Linked DNA regions of Mus musculus: regions 2, 3 and 4 are each linked to region 1. A link is a loop called in an ENCODE intact Hi-C map of the cell type or tissue named here. Cell type or tissue: heart. All regions are shown on one strand. Region 1 holds the start of Patl1 (protein associated with topoisomerase II homolog 1 (yeast)). Region 2 overlaps Gm41810 (a long non-coding RNA gene). Region 3 holds the start of Gm41810 (a long non-coding RNA gene). Region 4 holds the start of Zfp91 (zinc finger protein 91).

Region 1 (5,000 bases):
GAAGATTTTGTCAGAGAAAATTAGATCATGAGCACTGTAATCTAATGAAGAGAGTGTCGTGATTATAATGAGTGATTCAAACTATGAGGGTTTGGAATTGTGATGCCATTCCTGGGAAGTCCTGGAAGGTCAGAGGAAGTGGCAGCTGGTGTGTGCCCCTTGGAAGCTTAATCTTTTTTTTTTTAATTAGATATTTACTTTATTTACATTTCAAATGGTGTCCCCTTTCCTGATTTCCCTCGGAAAACTCCCTAGTCCCTCCCCACCTCCCCCTGGTCACCAACCCACCCTGCTTCCTGGCCCTGGAATTCCCCTATACTGGGGCTTAGAGCCTTCACAGGACCAAGGGCCTCTCCTCTCATTGATGAGCGGCTAGGCCATCCTCTGCTACATATGCAGCTAGAGCCACGAATCCCACCATGTGTGCTCTGTGGTTGGTGATTTAGTCCCTGGGAGCTCTGGGGATACTGGTTAGTTCATACTGTTGTTCATATTGTTGTTCCTCCTATGGAGCTGCAAACCCTTTCATCTCCTTAGGCTCTTTCTCTAGCACCTTCACTGGGGACCCTGTGGGAAACTGAATCTTAAACCTCTTCTATAGCTCAGGTTTTTTCTTCTTCTACAAGAAACAAATGGCCCTTGCCACACACTCCCACTCCAAAACTTGCTAGCACCAAGCACAAATTGCACCCTCAGAAACCTGAATCCAAATTAACATTTCCCCATTTAAACTGTCTACTCAGATATTTTGGTCACAGCACAAAACTAATAGTAGCAAGCCAACAAAAGACGTTTTGTAAATGAGGGGTGGCAGGCTTAAAAAAAGAAGTTATGTCCAGAGTTTGCTAGCTCTTGGTCTACATAGCCTCTCAGTACTTGGGTAATTGTGAAAACCTGTTACCTCACAAATGAAAGTTTGTTTCATAACTCTTGAAAATTACTTATTAGCTTACCTTGCCTTCTCTTCAAGAGTCAATTCTATTTGCTCTTAAGTGATCAGATTTGGGGATTCAGATATCTTAGCTGCCAACTTTGCAACAGTTTCCGGTGGGCAGCTTAAGGCTATCTACTTCTCTCTAACCTCCAGGTTCCTTATCTAGAGAGCAGAGAATGTAACTATTCGATTACTACTTAGTGAGGTAGATATAATTTTACCCATTTTACGAAAGAAAACCTGAAGGGTCAGATGTTTAGAAAGACATGCCCAGTTTCACGCAGCAGTGAAAAAACACGTTTCCCAATCCAGAACTTCTATTTTCAAATCCAATGCTTATAGTAAACTAGTTGATTAATCCAGTCACGCTAACAGTAACGTGTTAAGGAATTAAAGTTCACCATTCATTCCCAGGTGAGACAACCGCCTGAGTGACACTCGTGAGGCAGAGGCAGGCGGATCTCTGCGAGGACAGCCTAGTCTACAGAGTGAATAACAAGACAGCCAAGGCTACACAGAGAAACCCTGGCTCAAAAATAAAATAAAAAATAAGACACCCTCTCAAACGGTCTCGCTACAGGCAATAAAGCACCAAAGCAGCAGACTTCTAGAACCAGGGTGCTGAGGCGGAAGCTGAACAAACTCCGCTGGGCTTCATCCTCAGCGGAAATGGCTGTCCACAGCGCCCAAGCTCACCGACCTTGCTGCGGTGACCCCAGCCCCAAGGCTGCGCGGCCCGTTAGGGCTCTCCCGCTTTCCAACGGGGTGAAGGGCCTGGCATCTAAAAATATCACCTTAGATAATCCTTGTTAAATGTGCCTTCGTCTTTTTCCTAAAACCAAACGCTGTCAACACTTTGGCCTCTATCAATCACAGCCTTGGCCTCCCGACTGATTCAGCCAGCGACCTGTCCCTTTCCAAGAATACTGACTTGCCATACTAGTCCCCCCTCACAGACCAAGTCAAGGCACCCCGAGGAGGACACTGGACGTTAAATGAAATCACCCAAGAATAAATCCCCGATGTTCTCTGCTGAGACGCTTCGGGGGTCGCATCCTGTGACATTCACAAGGCTTTTCTCCGCCCAATCAGTGACGGGAACCTCGTGACTCAAAAGCACTGCGCAACTGTGCAGTTAGGAAAACGGAGGAGGAGCCGCAAGCCGGGGCTCTCTGGGTCATCCCTCTCCGACGGCCCGCGCGTGCGCAGTGTCTCGCCTAGGGATCTCTTTCCCGCCGCTCACACTAGGAAGCCAAACGCCAAATCTGTCCCCGCGCAGCTGCCGCCGCCGGGGCGCCCGCCCAGCCCGAGGCGCGCCTGCGCACGTCCCCACGCACGCTCCGGCGTACGGCGGCGGCCAGGGGTCGCGAGCCGGTGGGAGACCCGCGCGCGCGGAGCAGCCCGGGGAGTCGGCGCTTCTTTTCCCTCCCTCCCCCCACTCCCCTCCCCGCTCCCTTCCCCCCTCCCCAAGAATGTTCCGCTACGAGGTGAGTGGCTGCGACCGGAAGTGACCCCTCCCTCGCCCGCGCGCCCCTTTTTTTTTCCTCTGCTCGCCCGTCGCGCGGGTCTTGTGCGGCTGAGGAGGGGGCAGGGCGCGGGCGGCTGGGAACCCCGCTTCGGCCGCGAGGCTCGGGTGCGGCCCGCAGCGCACCGCGGAGGGGCGGGACTGGCGAGAGCCGGCCGCTGGTTTGCGGCGGGGAGAGCCCGTTAAGTGCGGTAACCTGACCCTTGGCTTGCGCCTCTGCTCGCGGAGCTGCCTTGGAGACCTGCATGGCTCCTACCCGGTGGTTTTTCCTGAGGCAGAATCCCCGGGGAATGCCCACGGAAGCGTTTCCCGCCCTGCCCCCGGAACCCCTTCACCCGGATTACACACAGCCCTGTGCACGCGGGCTGCCGTCAGGTGGAGGGGCAGGGACTGGTCCTCGGGCTGAGACTTCAGTCGGCTTGGAAAGAAGGCTGGGAGTGGGGAGGGGGGCGTGTCCCGCAGAAGTTCCTTCTAGGAGAAGGGAGAAAAAGTGTGGGTTTGGCGACGTTGTTTGGAGAACGGAGCTGTTTGCTGACCGTCTCTTACTGCTGTGTGACCTTGAGCAACTCCTACTCTTGGGGCCAAACAGACTCCGGATTTGTAGTTTAAGGACTGAGCTAGGGAAATCCTTACCGAGTCATCCTGATTTGGTCCAGTAGATGATTGCCATTTCATAGAGAGTTGCTAGAAGTTGCTTCTGGTGTGGAGGCAGTTGCAGGGCTGGCTCTTTAGGGGGAGGAAGATTGGGTAGAAACGGCCCCTAAAAGTTCCCAGGTAAGTTATATCACAAGCTGTTCCCCTAGAGTGTGGAATTCCAATTTGGAATCTTTAAACATTGGAAACAGTAGAAAGCTTGAGCTTACACTTGTGACTCAACTCACTTTTTGTAAACATGAGGAGAGATGATGAGATACTGTGAATAGAAGTTGCCAGAAGCAAAGAAAACTTAGTAAACTGAATAAATCTGTATTGGGATAAGTGATTGAAATTAGGATATACCAAGCTTGTCTAGTGATTTTTACTCCCTGGAGACTGCGGCAAGAGAATCAGGAGTTCTAAGCCAGACTGTACCTAGAGAAATAGTAACTAAAACAAAATAAATTAGAGCATACCCAAGATGTGATGGGGATTCTAGTTTTTGTTCAGCTTTCTAAAATCTTTGCTGTGTTTAATCCTCACACAGATTTCTTTCAAAGTTGTGTTTGGCTCAGAATTACAGTTTAAGGCACAGAGGTATAATACCTAGTACAGAGTCTGAGACATAGAGGTGTCTGGGAGCTGGAGAGATGGCTGCTCTTCCACAAACCCCTGGTTCAGTTCCCAGCACCCACATGGCAGCTCACAGCTTGTAACTACAGTTCCAGGGGACCTAGCATTATCACATAGACAACTTTGTAAGTGTAGAAAGAAGTTGTGATTGTTTTTTAACGCTTAACTTAAATTGCAGCTAAAAAAGATGGTGTTCTGTTTTCTGGCTAGAGTTTAGTCCTACAGGAAAGAGGAAGAAAAATGGACAGACTTAAAAGCATTGGGAAAACGACAGGGATGTAATGAGTAATATGGAATTTTGTTGAAAAAGTTACATGAAACTCAGGATGATAAAGTATTCATTTATAATTACCACTATTTCAAACAGTGATATAAAGGAATTTTGTATCATTAAAAAGGCCCAACTTTAAATGACTATATAAATGTCTTGAGAAATTAATCATCCTTTTTTTTTCTTTTGTAGTCTTTGGAGGATTGTCCTCTAGATGAAGATGAAGATGCATTTCAAGGCCTGGGAGAAGAAGATGAAGAAATTGATCAATTTAATGATGATACCTTTGGGTCAGGTGCAGTTGGTAAGTGACATATTTTATACTGTCTTTGTTGATCTCATCACGACTTTGGTATTAGGTCCACCTGTAATGTGAGTTTTCTGTGTATGCATGTGTGCGGGGGTGGGTAAGCGTGTTCCATGGCTGTCTTGTGAAGGCCAAAGGAAGGCCTCAAGAGTTGGAGCTCACATTCTCCCTTGTTGAGCCAGGATCCCTCCTGTTTCTTCCACAGAGCTACATATGTAAGGCTAGGTGACCCAGAGATCTGGGTCATTCCTGTGCTCCATCTTCTGTCCCAAAGTAGAATATTCGGATTACAGATGTTGACCAATTCATCCAGCTGTGTTCTGGGGGTTAGACTGAGGTTGTCAGATTTGTACATAAATTGATTTTATTTGTCAGATTTGTACATAAATTGATTTTTATTTACTCAGGTGAGCTGAGTGTTCTTCCTGACCCAGTTTTGTTTATATAATACAGTCTTCACTAAATAATAGCAGTTCATCTTCTGTACTGCTCACCAGGGCCTCTTTGCTTCACCTATAATAGCAGGTATTCTCAATTCTCTGTAGCTATAGGTTGCCAATATAAGGAATTTAAATAATTGGAAGTAGACATTTAAATGAGGTTGAAAGTAATCCTGGATAAAGGATGTGTTTGTAGAGAGTTCAAGGAAAACGAAAACTAGTGGATATATCGAAAATTCTGACGTAGTATGTAA
Region 2 (5,000 bases), 90 kb before region 1:
AGGACTGCGAAAGTTTCCACGCCCCCTGGTGGTCGTAACCCTACAGCTAGGGCTTGAACACCCCCACCCCAGCCCAGCAAACACTTGGAAAACCTTCCGCCACCGAGCTCATTCTCTAGCATCAGCCCTTAGGTTTTCTCCTTTCAGACAGAATCTCCCTGAATTGCCCAGGCAAGCTTTGAACTTGCCATTCTCCTGTTTCAACCTCTCCAGTAAGAGGGGTTACAGTGAAAAACTCTCGAAGTGTGGACGTCTGAAATCTGGACAGAAGTGAGGAAGGAGGATGGATTCATTTTGAAGCAAGAACAAAGGATTCCAGTTAAGACGCGATTGATTTTAGGCTGCAAAAAACGGCCCTGCAGTAAAGAACACTGACTGGAGGACCTGGGTTCAATTCCCAGCATCCACATGGTGACACACAGTTCCAGGGGATGCAACGCCCTCTTCTGGGCTCTGCAGAGGTTACACACATGTGGTATACAGACATAATGCAGGCAAAAACATTCATACAAGTAAAAAAAAAATTTTTTTAAGTCCCAGCAAATTATTTTAAAGGATATAATTGATTTCAACAGGGAAAAAATTGTGACTCTCATGCAAATATAAAATGAATATATTTTAATGTTTTAGCTTATTAGTGAAGCAACCAGTAAGAGGTTAAACTCATTCAGATCCACAGACAAACAGCAGGAAGGCTGGCATGAATAGGTTACTTGATGCAAAACTAGCTCTGGGGATGGGAGAAGAAACCGTGCTTCTCCTGTACACTAAGTCCTTATAATCTCCATGAATAGAAGCACTCTGCTTACTACCGATATCTAATTTACATAGCTGGACAATAGCTGTGATACAATGAAAGTCACAGACTATTATAGAATCAGAAAGGTGCATTAGATAAGGCCACCATAGGATACATAGCATGGAACAGCTTTTTGTTAGTGGTCACTGGTCATTTTAATTTGCTCAGTTTTTCTGTATACTCCCAAGGTAGTACCTTCCATGACTGAATGGTACCAGCTCTGTTAAAAAGTTATTATACAGAACAAGTTTTCTTCCCTATTACTTCTTGCCTTAATCCAGACACTTAAAAAAAAAAAAAAAAACATAAGTCAGAGCTTAAGAGATAGCTCAGTCAGTAAAGTGCTTCCTCCACAAATATGAGGACCGGAGTTCAATTCCCAGAACTTATAATAATAATAATAATAATAATAATGATAATAATAATAATAATCAAACACAGTGGCACATACTGGTAATTCCAGAACTGGGAAAGTAGAAACAGTGGATCCCTGAGATTTACCAGCCAGATCTACCTAGCTGTGAGCGCCAGGCCAGTGAAAGACATTGTCTCAAAAAACAATGAATGGCAGGGGGCGGGGAGGAGGGACAAACCTAAGGTGTTTCTAAAATTGGATGTCTTGAATTCCACCACCCTTAGAATATTCATTCTATTCTTAGAATTGAGGGAATCTACCCAACACATAGCACTAAGTACATATACTTAAAAGAAATTGGAGACATCTCAAACTAATTACGTAGCAGCACATCTAAAAACTCTAGAACAAAAAAAGAGAGAAAGAAAGAGAAAGAAAGAAAAAAGAAAAGAAAAGAAATTACACCCAAAGGGGGTACATGTTAATAAATAATCGAACTCGGGGCTGAAACAAATACAATACAATACAGAGAATCAATGAAACAAAAGTTGGTTCTTTGAAAAAAAATCAATAAGATTGATAAACTCTTATCCAAATTTAAAAAAAAAGGCAGAGAGTATTCAAATAAACAAAATTTGACATGAAAAGGGGGACATAACAACAGACACTGAGGAAATGCACTCCACCAAATTGGAAAATGTAAAAGAAATGATTAATTTCCTCAATAGATGCCACTCACCAAACTCAAATCAAGATCAGATGAGCAACTAAAACAAAGCTATTACCCTCGTGAAAATGAAGCAGTAATTAAAGTCTCTAAACCAAAAAATGCCCAAGGCCAAATGGTTTGAGTACAGAATCCTACCACACTTTGAAAAAATAGTTAAGCCACTCCTCTTCAAATCATTCCACAAAATAGAAACAGAAACATTGCCCAGTTCATTGAGGCCACCGTTACCAATAAAGACATACAAAGAAAGAGAATTGCATTCCAATTTCTTTATAAACATAGATGCAAAAATTCTCAATAAAATACTTGCAAACTGAATCCAAGAACACATCAAAAGAAATCATTCACCATAATTAAGTCGGCTTCATCCCAGAGATACAGCGATGGTTCAATATACAAAAATCAGTAACTATAATCCACCTTACAAATAAACTAAAATTTAACACCTCTTCATGATAAAACTTCTAGAGAGATTAGGGATACAAGGAACACATCTAAGCATAATAAAGACAGTTTACAGCAAAACCATAGCTAACACCAACATAAATGGAGAAAAACTCAAAGCAATCTATAGCTTGGACCCGCCAGCAAAATAAATAAAGACACAGAGGCTTTTTAATATTTTAAAGCTTAGGCCTTTCAGCTGGGACTGTCTCTAACCCACTAATCCTGGCACTATATCCCACCACTTGGCCAGCTCTCCCTCTCTGCTCCACTCTGTTCACCTCCCTCCATTCACCCCCATGTCCCCTGGCAAACCCCACACCCCCAGTCTCATTTCTTTTCCCAGTGTCCCTTCTCTACCCAGAAGATCTGCCCTTCATTTCCTGCCCAGCTATTGACTGTCAGCTCTTTATTACAACCAATCAGATGCAATTCTTGATTGCCTTAGGCGGGTAAGGAAGAACGAATATTTACAAAATGTGAGGCTGGTGCTGTCTGCTAGTACAGAATTAACAATTGAGTATGCAGAGACATACCTTCACACAGTGTACCCCAACAGCAATCCCACTAAATTCAGAAACAAGACTAGGTTGTCCATTGTCTCCATACCTATTCAATAAAGCATTTTAAAGCTTAGCTAGAGCAACAACTGAAGGAGATCAAGGAAATACAAATCGAAAAGGAAAAAGACAAAATATCTTTATTTGCAGATGGTATGATAGTATACATCCAGACTAAGGGTTGCTCCCCTGGTTGCTTTCTCAGTTTTGCAATACATGTCTTTGAATGAAAAAAATAAAAAGGAAAGCACATGACTTCTAGGTAGGCTGGAGGAGGAAGTTTATTATCAGTATGTGACTGAGAATAGCCAGAGGCAGACACATCAGGGAGTCCAGAGTGGTCATGACCTAAACCACGTGAGGTGTTGGGGAGGGGAAGGGAGGCCAAAAATACATAAGGAGCCAAAAGGAGGGTAGATCACCAAAATGTCTGAATTATGTAGGGAATTGCTGCTGAGGGAAGGGCAACCCAGGCCCTGGGCTGGAAAGTTCTGGGTAGAGGGTATCCCTGTAACAGGTAGGGACTGAGGGATGCTGGGAGAACCTGGAGGCCAGGTCCACTTTGATATGTTAAATAGGCACCTCAGCCACTGTTCGCTGGTTTGAAACTTAACAGGCTTGTAGATTTCCACGTTAGAAAGCAAAGGCCTGAGGAGATTTCCAGCCTTGCATCCATCCAGGTCCCAGTTTCAGAACCATTTGCAAATGAAAACAAACTCTTCTTATGGGAATGCCCTGCAGTAGACGACCAACAAATAATTAATTCAGTGGCATCTTTGGAGATTCTTTGTCTTCCAGTGCCATGACAATGCTTTTCTCTTCAATTTTCTTTTTTAAAATTTCATCTTCTTTTTCTTTTTCTTTTCTTTTCTTCTCTCTGTCTACCCTACAGGCCCTTTGTGTAAGCACTGTGTCTAAGCTGCACACCACAAGTACCTGGCAACAGCCAGGTATGCTCCTCCCCACAGTTACCTGGCAACAGTATAAAAAGGGTCTGCTTGCCCTCGCCTCCCTCTCTTGTCTTCTTGCTCTTGCTCTTCCCTTCTTGCTCTCTGTCCCCTTGCCCCTTCCCCATTCCCCTTCCCCCTCTCTCTCTATGTGCTCATGGCTGGCCTCTCCTCCTCTTCTCCTCTACTTCCTCTCTCTCTCTGCCTTTCTCTACCTCTACTACCCTCCTAACTCCCCTCCCCATGCCCTGAATAAACTCTATTCTATCCTGTGATTGGTTCTTCAGGGGGAAGGGATGTCTCAGCATGGGCCTGCGGAGGCATCTGCTTCCTCCATAGTTCTCCACACATCCACTAGAACACATCTCCTTTCTCTTTATCACTTTTCATATAGATTATGCCTGCCTTCCAGTGTGATGCATTGATGGGATTTCTGAGTGTGCAAATGAATGTTTCTGTTTCTTGGTTCTCTTCGGCTCTTTTCCTTCTTTTGTTCAATACTAATGTTAATTTTTGTTTTACCTTATTGTATTTTAATATTATCTCCTAGAAGCCTGTTTGTTTTCTAATGAGACAGAGAGGGGGTAAATCCAGATGGGAATGAAGGGAGGAAGGGACTGGAAGGGGAAACTGTAATCAGGATGTATTATGTGAAAAAAATATATATATATATTTTCAAAAAAAAAAGGAAAAAGAAAAAATGAGGAACTGAAAATTCGTGGAAATTTTCAGTCACATACACAATAATATTCTCAGTATTCACTGACAACATACCTCTGATCAGTTGATCAGAGACTCAGGACTGAGTGAGGGCCAGTGGACCTGCCATGCAAATGGAAGGAGCAGAATTGGATCCCCAGAACCTACGGCATGGAAACCCACGGCCTGGGGAGGCTGAGACAGGAATCACTGGGCCAGGTTGGTTTCCTAGACTCACTGGAATCCATGAACTCCAGATACACCAAGAGACCCTGCCTCAGTGAACAAAGTGGAGAGTTATAGAGGAAGGCACTGACATCACCTCCTGGCCTATGCATGCACACCTGTTGTGGTGGTCTGAATGAGAATGCCCACCCCCACCCCACCCCTGCTCATATATTTGCAAGCTTGGTCCCCTGTTGATGTACAGTTTGGAGGGGATTAGGAGATGTGACCTTGTTGGAGG
Region 3 (5,000 bases), 98 kb before region 1:
TCACCAAACAGACAGCATACACCAGCTGATATGAGGCCCCCAACACGCATACAGTAGAGGACTTCCAGGTCTGTGTTCATTCAGAGATGATGCACCTAACCCTCAAGAGACTGGAGGCCCCAAGGAGTTTAGCGGTCAGGTGGGATGGAGGGTGGGGACATCCATGTGGAGACAGGGGGTAGGGAGGAGTGGGAGATGTGGAACAGTCTGAGGGTGGGTTGGGGGGGGGGGCAGATAAAAATAGAGTGTAAAAAAATAAATTTAAAAAAAAAAGGAAATTACCTTTTTTTTAAAAAGTAAGCAAACCTGATGCTATATCACGCTTCCCTAACCCAGACAGCTGGCATACCCAGACAGTACATGCTCTACTAATCTCTTTAGGCAGTAGCTGTACTCTGGCTCCGCACACACTGGGAAATGTTGCCATAGAAACAGCCAAAGGCCACAAAGCAGAGTGACCTAGCAGGAAAGACAGTGGTGGGAAAAAGCTGAAGTGGGGCTGTGCATAAAGGAGGCTAGAGATAAAGCCGGTCTGGGACTACAAAATCTGCAGGTAGCTGAATTCATCAACAGCATTAACTCAGTTCACCTACTGAATGGCTTGGAACTCAGCTTTCTACCCTCCAATGGGTAAGACCTGCAAACTAATACAATAATAATAATACTATGTTAGCTATATGGCTGTATTTGTATCAACAGAAAAAAGAATCTGTGGAGTCAGGGAATGCAGGGTTAATGGATTTAGCCTGGGAAGCTTTCCCACGGCGATGACACCAGAGCCCAGCATCAGGGGATGAGAAGGATTTTACCAGAGAGAAAATGAAGTAGCTGGGTTTTCACTTAGGTATCCATATGTTGTCTGCCATTGTCTTTCTGATCAAAGACAGCCTCTGTGACTTCTTGAACTGGATTGTTTGTTTGTTTGCTTGTTTGTTTTTCGAGACGGGGGTTTCTCTGTATAGCCCTGGCTGTCCTGGAACTCACTTTGTAGACCAGGCTGGTCTCAAACTCAGAAATCCGCCTGCCTCTGCCCCCCAAGTGCTGGGATTAAAGGCGTGCGCCACCACACCTGGCTTGAATTGGAATTTTAATAAAGGGAAGAGCCTTGGAATTTATCCACCTTGTGTGTCCACCAGTGACTTTTCACTTCATTAACAAAGTTATGGATTCCCTGAGTAAATGTTCTACTCCAATCAGGTAAAGCCTCACTAACCAGAGAATGGAACAAGAAATAAGGGAAGAAGAATAAGGGATGTGTAAGAGCCAAGCTGATGCAGACCAGCAGGCAGAGAACATATAATGTGTGACTACCATGCAGAATACTGGGTACTGGGGCCCCAAGGACTTATTGCTTGTGGGGGAGGGGGGAGATACACAGTACAGTGGGGGTGGTCAGATACAGTGTGGGAAGATGACTCAAAAGGCAAAACAAGCATGTTCATTCTTGAACCCATCACTTCCAGGCTAAGCATGCATGTCAGTCAAATCCAAGCCTCACATGCCTCGCCTGTAAGAGGGGAATGACACACACCACCACCTCATCTTGTAGAATGGAGATGACTGGAGAGAAGGGAAAGTCCTGGACAAAAGCAATCTGCTCAATAAGTGATGCTTGCTATAGTTCACATGACAAGTACATGAGTCACCAGTCTTACTTAAACAGCCGATATGGAATATAAAGTGTCATTCATTAAGAAGCCAGTGAAGCTGGGTGCAGTGGCGCATGATTAACTCTAGCACTTGGAAGGCAAAGGCAGGCAGAGTTCGAGGCCAGCCTGTTCTACACAGTGAGTTCCAGGACAGCCACAACTATACTGTGAGACCCTGTCTTGAAAAAAAAAATGAAAAAGAAGTTAGCAGAAGGTGGTTTCAAACCCTCTATGTAGTAATGATTAAAAAAAAAAAAAAAAAAAAAAAAGCACTAACTTACTTAGTTGCAAAATAGCACACAGCAGCGGGCCTGGATAGAGAGTATCCTAGGATGCAGTTAGGGAGTGACTGTGGGTGAAGAATGAGCCTGGAGAGTGGGGCAGGGGCAACAATGGTCGGAAGGAAACAGTGGGAGGAGAGAGGACAGCGTGGACGGCTCCTGCCAGTGTCCTAACCTCCCCCAAGCTCAAGGGAATAAAAACAAAGTTAATCCCCTTCTCTGGTCCCAGCGTTTCTCTCTGGCCTCCCGCTGATGGGCCTATAATCCCCACTCAATCCCCGTCACTCTCAGCAAAACATCCCTCCCAGGAAATGAATCCTCCCAGGCACAGAGAGGAGCCAGGAAGGAATCCAGACCGGTTAGAAAACCTATTACTGAAAAGAGACAAAATCTCAACAAAGGGCAGTTTGGTATGCTAAGATTCCTTATGACCCAGGGCACCTGGCACTGGGTGGGACTGGGCAAGCACTTAGGCTCAAACGCCCCTTATTTCTGACAGGATTACCGCAGAGCTTCGTTCCTCAGAGACCCTGAACTTCCTGTGGGGAAGGACATGTGCAGGCTGTTAGGCAGCAGCAAGACCAAGACAGGCAGAGCAAAAGCCCAAGCCTAGGCTGCAGAGTGACTGATTCAATACTGTTCCCTAATGGTCTTGGACGTAGAAGGTCGAATACATCCAAGTCACTTCAGTTTTGCTTGGTAGGTCTGTAGGGAGGCCTCTGAAGTCTTACTACTATACATCACTGGCTGCTCTGTTTTCATTATGAGGTTTTACCTCATCTCTCTTTCCATGAAATGTATGTTTTCCCTATCTGACCTATTCTTTAAAATAAGGACTTTGTACCGTAATTCTGTCAAACCTCATATGCAGCAAGATACACACAGTTCTAAAAGTTCTGAATTATGATGGCTAGGATGTAGTGTGAACACACACACACACACACACACACACACAAGCTCCTTTTGATGTTACAATGCATGTTTTTATGTTCTTAATGCTTTGTTTCACCAAAGGGAGAAAAAGGGAGAAAACCTAGGATCCATGTGTTCTTCCAAATAAATTCTATTTGCATTTGAAGATACCAGATTCAAAGAGGGATCTCCACTCAAAAACTACTGCTGGAAATGGCACCGCAGACTCATCTCCTATCTCCCAGTCCAAAGGGTCTTCCTGTGGTTGCTTCTATCCCAAGAATTACGCATCATGCTATCCAGTCCTCTGTTCTTTCTACCCAACTGTGAACCTCCTACGCTCTAGAGACAAATGTTGCTCACTGATACATCCCAGCATCTCAGCAGGGCCTGGTACACAATAGGCAGTTAGTAAATGTTTACTGAGTAAAATCAGGACCACACAAAAGGTTCCTGGGTCAGGAATTGCCCAGCAGACTCAAAGTTCAGTTACTGAGAGGTGTGTGAGAAGAGCAGGAGGGCGGGGTGCAGTCACTGCACATTCCCAGCAAACTCCTAGATAAACAAGAAAACGCTGATGGCAGCCCCTCAGGAGGCAGTCAGGAGATGAGCTAAGCCAGGTCCTGTGACCACAGCCTTAGGACCATATGTGGTTGAGGGTGGACATTGCTCCCGGGGAGTTAAGTGTGGCCAGTTCACATGTACTGTAGTAGATGACCATCACAGATTATCTCATTTCACCTGCACAGAGACCCTGAGGGGAAGACCGCTGATCACCTTGACAGGTGTGACTCCAAGGCACCAATCCTTGTGGACTCCAGAACAGTAAGACAAATAATACTAATTAACATCTCACAGAACCATACACTCCTGGGGTTCATGGAGGCCTTCAATCTCCTATCCTTCATCTTCCCTCTCCAAGAGATGCTCAAATTCCTACAGAGATCAACACCTCAAAAGTCTCCTTGCCTACCTCTCATGGTAGAGGAATCTATTCAGCTGGCCTGCCCAATCCTTGAGCAGCTAATTACATTTGTTTAAAAAAAAAAAAAAAAAAAAAAAGATACTTTCTTAAAGATTTCTGATTTCTACCCCATGTCTTCCCCTCCTGCCTACTCACAGTGAAACTTACCTGAAGCACATGACACAGCCCCCAGCTATCTGAAGAGAGCTATCACCCTCTCTCCCCTGGGTTTAGAAAGACATTGCATAGGCTTCTCAATGGGAAATGTATTGCAAGCAGGTTAGCAAATCTTTCTTGTAGATAACAGGAATCAGAAACAGATCATACCCTATCTTGTTACCAAAGAAAAAGGTGGTCGCTGGGGTAAAGGACAGTGTAGAGGAAGGGGATGACACAACACAGTATGGTTGGTAAGGCACACATACCTCAGTGTTCTTCACAGAAACCATTAATAATGGCAGAAGCACAGTCTGAGACCAACCGCGTTTTCTATTTTACAAAGGCAGCATCAAGGAGCTTGGAGGCGAGTGTACCTACTACTGATGCTTTGCTACATGGTCATGCTGTCAGACTGCCTTCTAAGTATTTATGTTCATGGCTACAGATTAGGGCTGCCCTCAACCTTAATCAGAGGACCTTCTATGGACAATGGGCAGCAGCCCACGCAAAGACTCCTAACTACTCAGTGTTGAAAATGAGCAGCAGTTGGGTGTTCAGCCCTAGATGGGCTATTTATGCTATTACCATCCAGACTCCTGAGCTATGGTGAAGAGAAGGCAGAAAGGACTGAAGAGCCAGAGGATGGGGAAAACGCTGTGAGAGGCTGTCTTCAGGACACAACATGGCTGTAGCACACAGAAGTTGTGACTGCCGGCACAAAATCTAGCCACGTGACATTCCATCACAGATTGAGGGCTCATGAGGCTCCCTCCACCCCTAAGTGAGGAGCCATTGGCAGTCGCCGGCTTCTAGGGAAAGGGGGAATCATTTTTCTTCCTTCTGGAGTGTGTCCCCTTGGCAGGCCACCCATGCTCTGGTAGACAGCCCCATACTGATTTGCATGCAGGCATCCTTTACTGGACTCAATTGATTATGTAAAATTTTTAAAGAGAAAAGGAAAGAGAAGACATGAAGGTACAAGACTGTTAGATGTACGGGAGGTTATCTGAGGATAGAGGAGGGAGGATTTGGGTC
Region 4 (5,000 bases), 880 kb after region 1:
CAAGGACTACACAGTGAGACCCTGTCTTCAAAGAAAGAAATAAACATAAAATCCAATTCAACCAAACACACCAAAAAAAAAAAAAAAAACCCAAAAACTGTAAGAAACAAGCCAAAGGGGAAAAAATTATATCCTCAACCTTCAAACTATTATACCTCCCGTTTCTTGAAGCATATCCACAAGTGAAATGAGGATCATAACTAAAATACGGCAAACAATGAGCTAATTTTTGAATAGCACAAACTTCATATAAATTGGATCTATCTTCTTAACTACTAGCTATTTAGGTCTTTGTGTATAATGCATCTAACATTTAACTTGATGCCTTTCTTCTGAATACATTTTCTGTAATTTTTATTTTCCTGAATTCATATTATGTATTCTCAAGTCTCAAAAATGTCAAGTTGTTATAGAGTCAATTAAAGTATAACCTGTTATTCAGCTGTAAAGCTCTTGCCACAAACTCAAAATTCAAAAGAGGAAATAGCTCTAAAGATGCTAGTGACTTGCTGCTCATGGTCATAAGCCAATGAGCAGTATAAGCAGAGACATCAAATTTTCAGCCTGAACATCAAGTTCAAGCTTTACTTTACTATATAACATGTCTTCCATTAATAACACAAATTTTAGTTAATCCAAATTATGTTTTTGATATTTTAAATGATTTTATGTATTTGGCTATTTCTTTAACTGAAAGAAAAATATAGGTTATTAGGTTATAAGAATTTTGTAGGCAAAAAAGCAGGGATAGGGAAAGTGAGTGAAAAGTTAACCAGGGAGGGAAAAGGATCTGAAAAGAACAAATTTATTATAATAATTTAATAATGCATTAAATTTCTCATCTCCCTTTTAAATGTCATTTTATTTGGAAGAGATTAATCAAGGTCAGAGTTCAGTAAACTGACACTCAAAACTGCATGTCTCAAAGGATAAATAGAATATGAATTTAAAAAATGTGTTGTCAAAGAACATCTGCAAACCAAATGAGTACTAATCAATGTTTCCTTCAAGGTCCTTGAAGACAAGGCCAGATCTAATTCAGCCTTCTACACCCTAGAGGAGTAACAGTACTAGCCCTAGTTACTTTTCAAACAACGACTGCAAAGCTGGAATGTATGTGTTGACATCTCTCTGATTTGTGGGCCACTGAATAAGTGAAATGTGCAAGAAAAACAATGAAAGTTAATTTTTAAGAATCTGATAAAATGGTATAATTGTAAATACATGAGCAAGGGATAAGTCTGAAAGCAAACGGAGGTAGAGATCACCATAACTATAGTACTAGACGAAAAGGAACATTAAGACTGCTTCTTCCTCTTCACAAGAAAAACAGTGATCAAAAGACTAATCCAAGTAATCATATTCATCCAAAATCAACTGTTTCTACCATTGCATTATAAGACTCAAGGTCCATTAGCACTTCCTACGATGTAGGGAAAAGTTAAACACTATTCTAGGTATAATTTCACTTGATTCAGATGTACTTAACTCTCAAGTGGCAGGTTTATGTAAGGTAATATAAAACCACAACACTACAAAATATATACAAAAACACCACTATAAAGTACTCCTGCCTCTGTTAGGCTATCACTCCTCAAAATAACAAGTTGAATTTATTATTTTAGTGTGTAAGACATTGTGTGGTTTATTTAACACACACAAACTCAGGCCATAGAGGTAATTCCCCATATAACTGTGTACAGAGGACACATAGGTTAAAAGATTTTGCCTAAGGAATTTATGCCCAATTAAGATTAATGGTTTACATATTTTCAAGTTTGTGAGATTAAATACATTAAGATTTTTGTAAAAATGTACATACAGCAGTTACAACTTTCAATTCAGCTTAAAAATTTGTAAGGACAGTTTTACTCTCCACAGAACTATAGTTCCCAAGTTTTCTTAAAGAAGTTAACTTCCTTAAGTCACATTCAAAACCCGGGAAAACACTTGTAGCAAAATATGATACACTTGGATTTTATTCCTGAAGTGTCTCATGCAACTGTTCTAAGTCATAGATTTAATTCTGGAGCAAGCTTGTTTTTAAGCTTTAAAAATTTTCTAGGTCTAAGGTAAGCCAAGCCCTTGCACTGTCTCTACTGGAAGGTTGAAGGTTATCTGAAACCGAAATTCCTGTTCTTTGATTTTCTGTCTTTTTCTTACTTGTAAATCAAGTGACATAATACTCTTAAACAGTGAATAACTAATCTGATTAAAACGTGTAACTTATAAACTCATGTACTTAATTATTCTTAAGCATTACTCTAATGAGCAATTTAAAATATTTTTGCTCCTGGCCATCTGTTAAGGGCCTCTAATTAGTTCAAAGTAGTAATTCAGATCAATGTAATTTTAAGAATAAGTACCTACGTTAAAATATCCGCATAAAGAAAAAGTTTATATACTAGTAAAAAGAACTACACATCTAGTTTAGTTGTAGAAAATACTTGTAATTTGCACAACGGTGTTTTCCTCTGACGACCAGACTATTTAGAAGGGCGAGGAAGGCTACTTTCTAAGTGGCTCGAATGCTAAGTTAAGAACAGGTAAAAACACTCTTCAGGGCTAGTATGGTGCGGCTGATTTCCTAACGGGGATGTGATGTAACACTGGAAGCGATAGGCTGACAAAGGGGGTGCAGAAGCCAGAGTGAGGACCGAGCAGGCGGGAGGCAGAGGGCGTGCAGCCTGCACTGGGCGACTTCGGGCGTGGGCTGGCGGCCACAGGCAGTGAAGCAGCCGGAGCCCGGCCGCCAGCGGCGTGACATCTGGCGTGCCGAGCCGGCAGGGGGCAGAGCAAGCAGGGTGTCACGTGGAGCGGGCGCTACGGGAGCCGGGAGGGGAGAGAGAACTAGAGGGGGGTCTTCCCCAACGCTTCAAAGACTGTTACTCACTGGAGTCGCGGACTCTTCTTGCCCTGAGCAGGAGACGGGGGCTTCGCGGCCGCGGGCTGATGCCCTGGGCCGTCGGGAGGCCTGTTGCTGGGGCTGCTCCTCCGCCGGCGGGGATACTCGGCCTTTCTCCGGCGGGACACAGCGGCAGCGGCGGCGGCGGCGGCCGCAGCGGTCCGGCCGCGGTCCCGACCTCCCCTCAGCACGCGGCTGCTCGCGGTCTCTGCAGGCGCCGCCGGCGCCGCCGCCGCGCCGGGCCGGAGCTCCTCCGAAGCCGCGTCGGCCGCCGCTGCTGGGCCCCCTTCCTGGTCCTGCTGCTCCGGGGATCGCGGCTCCTCCGTCTCCCCCGGCATCGGGGCTCGTCCGTCCCCCACCCCTGCGTCCCAGGCGGTGGAGGCGGCGGCGCCCGCGGCGCAGCTCCCCCCGCCCCCCTCGGCTCCCGGAGCGTCCGGCTCCCTCACTCCGGAGCGCCTCTCTCCCCCCCGCCCCTCCGCCCGTTCCGAGGGCGCCCCCCCCCACCCGCCCCCTGCCACTCAAGCCAGCGACCGCCGGCGGCGCGCACGCGCGCACCCGGACGGACACGCAGCGGGCCAATCGGAGGGGAGGATCGGCCCCCCTGGCCCGGCCCCTCGCGGTCTCACACGCAGCAGCGCACTCGGTGCCCTCCCCCACCCCTTCCTCCAACCAATCAGGAAACGGCTCCGAGGGAGAGCGCGAGGTTTCCTTGCCCGCGCGCCCGTTCTCACCGTTAAACGGCTGCGTCTCGCGACAATCCCAAAGTGACCTTTCTCCCCCCCCACTTTGGAGTTCGGCTCAAGCTAGGGGCGGTGGGAGGGGCAGGGCTGGCGAGGGCGGAGGCGAGGACAAAACGCACCGTTCTCAGCCGCGCGCGCACCCCCCTGCCGGCTGCGCGCGCACCTGCCTCCCGGAGGCGCCGCTGTCCCCTCAAGGGTTCTTACTAGCCTAAGAAGTAGCCTGGACGTTATCCCGCCTCCACCCAGACCCCCACCTTCCTGCTCTGGCCTTTCTGTCCCCAGCGCCGCCAGCTCTCGAGGGGAGAAGTGGTAAATTATTTGAGTTGCAGCTTCTCCTTTAAGAAAAAAAAGGCCCTGTCCGTTGCCGGATGAAAGTCTCTGAAAAAATGGCGGCGATAGGATAGAGGCGGGGCCGAGGGGACAGCGCGGGATAGTCGTGAGGCGCACGCGCAGGGCCAACTTCGCCGAGGGCACTCTGGGAGACGTAGTCCTATTTACTCTGCGCTTCCAGAGAAATCATGGGAAACTAGAGGCAGAGGGAAGGCTGGGAGCGTCTATCTGAGGTCTGAGATTACGTTTTAGCGAGGCATTGCTTCCGGGTTAGGTCGCGACGCCTGCGTACAACTGGCAAAAATATTGAGCCAATTACAGGCTAGGGGTCCCTGGGAGAGAATCCTACTTCTTTTAATCTTTTTTTGTGTAAGTGCTCCGAAGTGCCCTCGTCATAGTCTTTACTTACTTCGGTCTGGTCATTTGACGCCTCCTCTGCGACCTGTTAGCTACGCTCCTTTTTATTCCTCCATCTTGTGTTGAGCCTCTCACTTGTGAAGCCCAGGAGGTTAGGGACTCGTTCTGCGTCTGTCAACTTAATTTTAATAAAACGTGTAGGACGAAGTGTAAAGTTGTTTCCTGGTAGGGATGGGGCGCCACGGAATTGCCGTTGGCTGTGGTGCTGGAGCTGGAGAGCCGGTTAGCGTGACTCACTGATTTTTTTGTGGATAAGTTAGCTGTCGCTCACGTTCTCCACCCCGAGGCTGAATGCCTTTGCGGTCTGTAGATGTTTCTGCGGCACAGGAAACACAGTCATAATAGCAGCTCTGACTAGCGTTTACAGCTAAGTACCTTCCTGATGGGGAAAGGGGGCTTTCCAATCGTTCAAACCGCAACTGGTGGTAATGCAGCCTCTTATACGTTTGTATGCATTTCTTTCCCTCTTAAACATTGTTTGCATTCCTTGGGTTGCCTTTTACACATTGCAACCAGGAAACGACTTTCAAGGAGACTCCTTACACTTCGAAGATGCAAACGTCTTAAGTTAAAATCTACACAACAGTATGGAAAGATACAAAGTTTGG

What was found. Hi-C counts contacts between places; a loop is a spot of excess contacts. Peaks named below come from ENCODE experiments on the same cell type or tissue, not always from the same donor. Only the 100,000 strongest peaks of a DNase experiment are listed, where the experiment ranks them.
Region 2: a loop joins it to region 1, with 5 times the contacts of the local background. A loop is called at or near these places in 11 of 42 quality-filtered maps.
Region 3: it touches region 1 in a loop (5-fold over the local background); 11 of 42 quality-filtered maps call a loop at or near these places.
Region 4: a loop joins it to region 1, with 5 times the contacts of the local background. A loop is called at or near these places in 2 of 42 quality-filtered maps.

The regions. Positions count from the first base shown.
Region 1 is chr19:11,910,157-11,915,156 of GRCm38, forward strand. Patl1 (protein associated with topoisomerase II homolog 1 (yeast)) reads left to right here and starts at 2,243. Exons shown (of 19, transcript NM_172635.3): 1 at 2,243-2,421; 2 at 4,192-4,303. The coding sequence starts at 2,407. It overlaps Gm31092 (a long non-coding RNA gene), which reads right to left and starts at 2,251. Exons shown (of 2, transcript XR_386559.3): 1 at 1,940-2,251. In heart, no CTCF peak of the experiment used is centred here; DNase peaks (open chromatin) are centred at 2,145 and 2,715; H3K4me3 peaks cover 2,983 bases; H3K27ac peaks cover 2,076 bases.
Region 2 is chr19:11,820,022-11,825,021 of GRCm38, forward strand. Gm41810 (a long non-coding RNA gene) reads left to right here. Exons shown (of 2, transcript XR_003952942.1): 2 at 1-2,256. It also overlaps a transcript of Stx3 not described here. Among named protein-coding and RNA genes, the nearest start is that of Stx3, 3.1 kb to the left of the region's middle. In heart, a CTCF peak has its summit at 25 (motif pointing left); a DNase peak (open chromatin) is centred at 10; H3K4me3 peaks cover 450 bases.
Region 3 is chr19:11,811,732-11,816,731 of GRCm38, forward strand. All of the region lies in intron 1 of Stx3 (syntaxin 3), which reads right to left. Gm41810 (a long non-coding RNA gene) reads left to right here and starts at 3,939. Exons shown (of 2, transcript XR_003952942.1): 1 at 3,939-5,000. In heart, no CTCF peak of the experiment used is centred here; a DNase peak (open chromatin) is centred at 2,060; H3K27ac peaks cover 752 bases.
Region 4 is chr19:12,792,091-12,797,090 of GRCm38, forward strand. It overlaps Zfp91 (zinc finger protein 91), which reads right to left and starts at 4,033. Exons shown (of 11, transcript NM_053009.3): 1 at 2,894-4,033. The coding sequence starts at 3,243. It overlaps Gm44505 (predicted readthrough transcript (NMD candidate), 44505), which reads right to left and starts at 4,033. Exons shown (of 13, transcript NR_024093.1): 1 at 2,894-4,033. It also overlaps a transcript of Lpxn not described here. In heart, CTCF peaks have their summits at 2,768 (motif pointing right) and 3,782; DNase peaks (open chromatin) are centred at 2,721, 3,551, 4,141 and 4,651; H3K4me3 peaks cover 4,045 bases; H3K27ac peaks cover 2,779 bases.